Linked DNA regions of Mus musculus: region 1 is linked to region 2. The links are chromatin contacts, found by POLR2A ChIA-PET in ENCODE. All regions are on one chromosome and are shown on one strand. The core of a region is the stretch at or near the end of the contact, and the rest is flanking DNA. Distances in the headings are between cores, read along the strand shown. Region 1 holds the start of 1700086P04Rik (a long non-coding RNA gene). Region 2 holds the start of Trim62 (tripartite motif-containing 62).

Evidence for each region. ChIA-PET counts read pairs that join two places held with the same protein, here RNA polymerase II (POLR2A).
Region 1: POLR2A ChIA-PET joins it to region 2 with 18 read pairs in embryonic stem cell. The contact joins the promoter of 1700086P04Rik here to the promoter of Trim62 in region 2. POLR2A ChIA-PET finds 5 or more read pairs at or near these places in 4 of 5 experiments (Patski and embryonic stem cell).

What each region holds. Positions count from the first base shown.
Region 1 is chr4:129,056,627-129,059,946 of GRCm38, forward strand. 1700086P04Rik (a long non-coding RNA gene) reads right to left here and starts at 1,527. Exons shown (of 2, transcript XR_868180.3): 1 at 1,162-1,527. It overlaps Rnf19b (ring finger protein 19B), which reads left to right and starts at 1,518. Exons shown (of 9, transcript NM_029219.2): 1 at 1,518-2,270. The coding sequence starts at 1,645.
Region 2 is chr4:128,882,619-128,885,955 of GRCm38, forward strand. Trim62 (tripartite motif-containing 62) reads left to right here and starts at 1,426. Exons shown (of 5, transcript NM_178110.3): 1 at 1,426-1,959. The coding sequence starts at 1,552.

The sequences.
Region 1 (3,320 bases), core at 277-2,776, 170 kb after region 2:
TGTCATACAGACCCAGCAAGAGCTGGAGCTGGTGACGTGTTCACGGAAGTGTGTTTTAGCTATCTAGCATTAAACCTCTTTTCTTCTTAAGGAAAACTACCCTTCTGCCCTACACACACACACACACACACACACACACACACACACACACACACACACACAAAGTCCTGGTGTTGTCAATTCCAGCCGTCATATTTTTCTGTCCTTCTCTTTCTTGGGTTCTTGGCAGCATTTGTCACAATTGACGGCTGACCACTTCCTCTTGCAAACAAATTGTCTTGGCATCTATGACATCACACCTGCTTGATCATCTATGACATCATACCTTCTTAGGCCACTAGACCCTGTTCTTAGTTTTCATTACCGGACATTTCTTCCAATGGGCTTCGTTTGCTGTGTTGTTGTAATCTCAAAAGTTTAAAGAGTTGCGGATCTGGTTTTAAGTATTGGCCAGGAAAAAAAAATCAAACAACTTACTATGTTCACATATCTGTTCCTACATTGCACGATCCCCACCCCCATCTCCTTAAGGCATGCTAGACAAGTGAATCACTGTAAGCCTTCACTGCCATTCCTTATTAATAACAAGACACTGTTTTTATCTTTAAAGAAAGATGCATCAAGATGATTGTTTTAACCAATGAGATTCAAGCAAAACTGGGCAGAACTTCCTAAGCAGTCTTCTTAAAATAAGACATTTTTCTTCCCACCGTTTGGAATATGGCAGAATGAGGTGAGCTTAAGACAGAAGCTTGAACTGTCGATCTTCGGACATATTTTTCATGGAAAGAAAATTCTCTATCATAAGCCTCCCTCTCTCATTTCTCTAAGCCAAAATCTAATCCTGACCTGGCTTTGCTGCTGTTGAAGGTATTTGCTTTTCTCATCACCAAGCCTAAGGGTCTTTTGTTAGAGGAACTGGGGAAGGGGGACTGAAAGAAACCATTTCTAGAAGCGAAATTGTTGGGCCTCTTTCTACCAACAGTGACTAACCAGAGTACCTGAGAGATACAGCTTAGGAGTAAGTTCACTAGTTGACAGAAAACAGCAAATGCTAGAATGAAAACTCTGGACTCATTCTTGAAGATAGGGGAGCCTGCCTGTCTTATCTAGAAGTGCGGCTCACTTTGAGGATCTTCAATGAGTGACTATATTCCTTACCACTTAATGGCTAGCATCAACAGAAATGTTGGGCGGTGGATCGGCGGGAATCACTACCAGATCAACGCTCGTCTTCTTTTTACAGACGAAATGAAGGCATCCTCATTGAAAAGAAGACCCCTGACTCCTGGACAAGGAACGGAGGGTGGAGCCTGTGCAAAATATGGCTGCGCCGGACCACCTGACCGCAGAAGGCGGGGCTTCGCCGCAGCCTGCAGGCCCCGCCCTCCAGGCCCCGCCCAGCTCCTCTCGCGGGGCCGCGCGGGTTGTGAGGTGTCTGAGGCCGGCGCCTGCGCAGTTGCCCGCGGCGCGCGGGGCGGAGGCTTTATAACCACTTCGTAGCGGCTGGTCGGCTTCTGTCTCTGGGAGGACTGCCGAGGCGGTGGCGGCGGCGGCGGCGGCCGGGGCGCCGGCTGGGAGGGGGCGCTGAGGCGGGAGCTACGGCGGCGCTGGGCGCCCCTGGCTCCTCAGCCTCTGCGGGCCATGGGCTCCGAGAAGGACTCCGAGTCGCCGCGCTCCACCTCGCTCCATGCGGCCGCCCCCGACCCTAAGTGCCGCAGCGGCGGCCGGCGCCGGCGCCTCACCTTCCACAGCGTCTTCTCCGCCTCGGCCCGCGGCCGCCGCGCCCGGACCAAGCCTCAGGCCGAACCGCCGCCCCCGGCTGCGCCGCCGCCGCCGCCGCCGCCCGCTCCGGCCCCGGTTGAGGCTCAGGCCCCGCCGGTGGAAGCTCTGCCCTCCGAGCCCGCTGCCGAGGCTGAGGCGGAGGCCGTGGCTGCCGGGCCGGAGGAGGACGAGGCGGCGGAGGGCGGCGGCGCGGAGGAGGTGGAGTGCCCGCTGTGCCTGGTGCGCCTGCCGCCCGAGCGGGCCCCGCGCCTCCTCAGCTGCCCGCATCGCTCGTGCCGGGACTGCCTCCGCCACTACCTGCGCCTGGAGATCAGCGAGAGCCGCGTGCCCATCAGCTGCCCCGAGTGCAGCGAGCGGCTCAACCCACACGACATCCGTCTGCTGCTGGCCGACCCGCCGCTCATGCACAAGTACGAAGAGTTCATGCTGCGCCGGTACCTGGCCTCGGACCCCGACTGCCGCTGGTGTCCGGCCCCTGACTGCGGGTGAGCGCGGGGGCGTGGCCGCGGGGGTCGTCCCGGGTGCAACGGGTGTCACACACCTTGAGGGAGGAGAGGATGGTGCCCAGCAGGAGGTAGAGGACGGACGATCACGAGTAACCGACCCTCAGACCAGCCTTGCAACCGGTCTGATGGCACTCAGCACCCTATACCTACTTGCTTGAGGTGGCTTGAGGTGGTGGCTGAGTGCTAAGAGAAGGGAACTGTCCATTAAGTCAGAATATCCGGGTGAGCAGGGGTTTTTTTTGTTTTGTTTTGTTTTCTTTCTCTTTGCCCAGGAAGGGAGAGGTGTGTGTATGTGCGTGTTATCGTAATGATTGAGAAGGAATATTTGTTATAGGAGAGAGAATGAAAATGTCCTACTGAAGGGGCCGCGCTTCCGAGGGGTGTGTCCATATGGCTAGGGGCGCACTTAGCAGCAGCATTGCAGAAGGCGTGTTCTTCCACACAACCGCTGCTGAAAGTTGAGATGCAGATGATGAGAGAAGGCAGCTCACTAACAGCTCTAGGGGCACCCTGGGCACTGCGTGCTGTGCTAAGCCACTGGCAGGCACCTTGTGGTTCCTAACGTGCTGCCGAGGGCAAAGTCACAACAGACTTTTTGACCAGAAAAATCAATAGGGCTCAGAGGCGGTGTCTACCCAGAAGTTGATCTGGTGTGAGAAAATGTGTTTGCCTACCTTTTCAGTCTTGAAATCTGTATGACAGTCTTTTTAATGTTCCATGTATGCTTGATTTCAAAGGTCAGTGAGTTAAAATACTCTTTAGAGCAGGAATTACTGATTTCTCTGTCTGAAGCTTTCAGTGGAGGTCCTCCACCCCCTTTCTTTAAAACAAAACAAAACAAAAAACTTGGTTGTCTCTATCATTCCAATATATGAATGGTCAAATGCAGCCAAGAAGGGGCTCTTCAGTGTGATGGGGAGTCAGACTGCCATTACCTGTTCTGTGACCTTGGACAGATTAATTATATTCTTGTGTGTCATGTTTTGGGGGCAGAAGACTCTCGGGCACTTGCAGCGCCTAGTGTAAAGG
Region 2 (3,337 bases), core at 176-2,675:
CCCCCTCCTTCACTGTACTGATGATGTAGTGTGTATCTTGCACACCAAGAAACCCAAACCAAGGCAGGCCATTTTTCTGCTCGAAAGCCCAACACCTTCAAGAAATTCTTCTCTAAGATGCCCATGCCTTTCACCTTCCCCAAACTTCTTCCTTATCCCACTCTCAACAGAACAGAACAGAACAGAACAGCATGCAGGTCTCCATGTGCCCCCCCCCACTCATGCTTCTGTTCTCCCTGTCTCTGTCTGTCTCTCTGTCTGTCTGTCTCTCTCTTTCACCTTCTTAGAAATCCCTTTCCTCCCCTCCATCTGGCAGAGATGACAAGGTCTCCCATTATACTTTTTTTCTTACTCCAACTTCTTATACACACACACACACACACACACACACACACTCACACACATGCTCACACAGCAATGCAGAAACATCCGATGAATGGAAAGAACCTTTGAGCTAGACGTTAGGCAGGGTTCTCTCCACAATCTTCTACTAAGAGCCCTCCTTAGAAAGGGAAGAGGAAATAGAACCTAAAGGTTTAGGAGAATGGCGACTTTGAACTTAGCCCATGCCAACAGGGCAAGTCTCTAATTTTATCACTACAATCTATGCAAACATTATATATTCTATGCAGACTACAGAGCACCGTCTTGTCTTAATACTCAGTTATTATTGCCCTTAGTTCTTCAAATTGATCATCCGGAGAGATGTTCCTTAGGTGCTATCTTCTCACTTTTTCTTCATTAGCTGTCCTCTCGCCCCCTGCCGCCAGGACCCTAAACAAACCTGACAGCTGTGCAGACCCAGAAGAAACAGCTGTTTTTCCCGTCCCTGGGGGTCAGGAGCACAGTGGCAGCGAGGCGGGGTCTGGAGGCCCCTCCCCTCCCCCCGCCCGCCGCGGGGGCGGAGCGGCTCGGGTCCCGCCCGCGGGGGCGGAGAGGGAGCCTGGGCGCCGGGCAGTTCGGCTCGGCTGGTTCCGGGTTGAGAGGCTGCGCTGGACCGAAGCGGTGGCCGCTGAGCTGGTGCGGGTAAGGGGCCGCGCGGGGCCGGGATCTGCGGCCAGGGTCGGGCAGCTGAGTGGGCCGGCACCCCTCCTCTGCTCTGCCGGGCAAAGCCGCGGTGCGGCTGGGTCTGGCTGCTCTGTCCCGCAGAATTCCCCATCCCCAGCTCGACCCCCTCTCAAAGCTTTTCGGGTCCCGGGATTCCGCCCCTCTTCGGGATCTCCTCCTCGCAGCATCTATCCCTTGGGAGTGTCTGGTCCTCTAGATCCTCCTCGCCTGGAGCCCCTTCCTTGGGACGCCCTCGGCCTCTCTCCTCCAGCGCCCATCGCTGGTGGCCACCTAGGACCTCGAAACCGAGCTCCGGTGCTCGCATCCCGGGTGGCACCCACTCGGCACCGAGCCCTCGCGCCTCCGGCGTCGCAGACAGCTCCCCCCGCGCTCCCCGGCGCCTGTCGCCCGTGCCCCCGTGGGCCTGGCCCCCGGGTACCGCCCCCAATCGCGCCGCGCCGGCCGCCGGCCTCCCGGGCTCCGCTTCGCGCCGCCCCTGGCGCCATGGCGTGCAGCCTCAAGGACGAGCTGCTGTGCTCCATCTGCCTGAGCATCTACCAGGACCCGGTGAGCCTGGGCTGCGAGCACTACTTCTGCCGCCGCTGCATCACCGAGCACTGGGTGCGGCAGGAGGCTCAGGGCGCCCGCGACTGCCCGGAGTGCCGGCGCACGTTCGCCGAGCCCGCGCTCGCGCCCAGCCTCAAGCTGGCCAACATCGTGGAGCGCTACAGCGCCTTCCCGCTGGACGCCATCCTCAACGCGCGCCGAGCCGCGCGACCCTGCCAGGCTCACGACAAGGTCAAGCTCTTCTGCCTCACGGACCGCGCACTGCTCTGCTTCTTCTGTGATGAGCCCGCGCTGCACGAGCAACACCAGGTCACTGGCATCGACGATGCCTTCGAGGAGTTGCAGGTGCGAGGCGGACAGGCGGGGCTGTAGGTGGGGTCAGGGTTCCAATAGGGGCAAGGGCCACAGGCCGGCTTAATGCCAAAGGGGCGTGGCTCCTGTGAGGGGCGGGGCAGGGGCGGGTCCCTTGAGCATCACTGTGTCAAATGGGCTTGAGAGAGATCTGGATGGGAGACAGGTCGAGGTGGGATAGGATGATGGAGAGAGGAAGCTACAGCTGGACCAGATGCTGGCTGAGGCTGAGACAGAATGGGAGACAGCAGCTCCTTCTGGACTTTTGGGCAAAGGAAGGACCACTATCAAAGCTAACCTGGGAGTCGAAGTGGGGTGTGTGGGAGGGGTGAGCTACTCTAAATGCAGCTACAGAATTCTGGAATGTTTGGGGCATTGTGGGATGCGGCTTGCTGCTCCAGGTGTTCATTGAGATCTAGAGTGAGGCCTGGGCCTCGGTTGGATGATGAAAGTGAGAGTTAAGCTTAAGACGTGCAAATTGTTCAGAGGGCAGGTTTGGGTGCCAAGATTAGATCAAGGTATGTGAGGTGAGAGTCTAAGGTCGGCCTCAAGTTCAGATATGACAAGAACCTTTTTTTTAAAATTTAAACCAGAGTAGGGGCCAATTGAGAGTGGAACCAGGAATTAAAGATTCAAGATTTGGAGAATTAGACAAGATTTGGAGGAGGGGAAGACAAGCTTCTAGGAATTCCCAAGGCCTGGTGATGACCCCTCTTGTCTTCTACATCCGAATCTTTGAGTACTCAATTGGACATAGCCCTTAACTGCAGCTAGTCTCCCCTAAACCTTTCCGTTGTCATTGACAAGAGGGCAAGACCCTGGTCAGTGTGTTTAATACTCTAAGACCCCACCCAAACATTTTCCTTTCCTCAAGCTCCATTGTCGTGTGTGTGTGTGTGTGTGTGTGTGTGTGTGTGTTTGTATAGAGAGAAAGAAATATAGGTAGATACACGTGCTGAGAACTACATTTTCCTGGATGTCTTCTATCAATAAGATAGTATTGATATCAATAATCAATTATTTTATTGTCTGTGTGCAAGTATCTTGCCTGCATGTGCACCATGTGCATGCGCACCAAGAGGCCAGAGGAGGGCATCAGATCCTGTGGACCTGGAGTTACACACGATTGTGAGTCACCACCGTGGGTGCTGGGAATCAAACCCAGGCCCTCAGCAAGAGCTCTTAGCTGCTGAGGACGGTGATGTTGCCGCCTCAGGGGTGGGACTCTAAGGAGAAGCATTCCACGATCCGCTTTAATCGGATAATGCAGCATATCTTCCAAATCCTCCCCACTAGAGGATTCTCAGTAACACAGTCACCTGGTGGAATTCTGTTACACAATCTTGGTGGGAGGATACCCACTAAAGCCTAT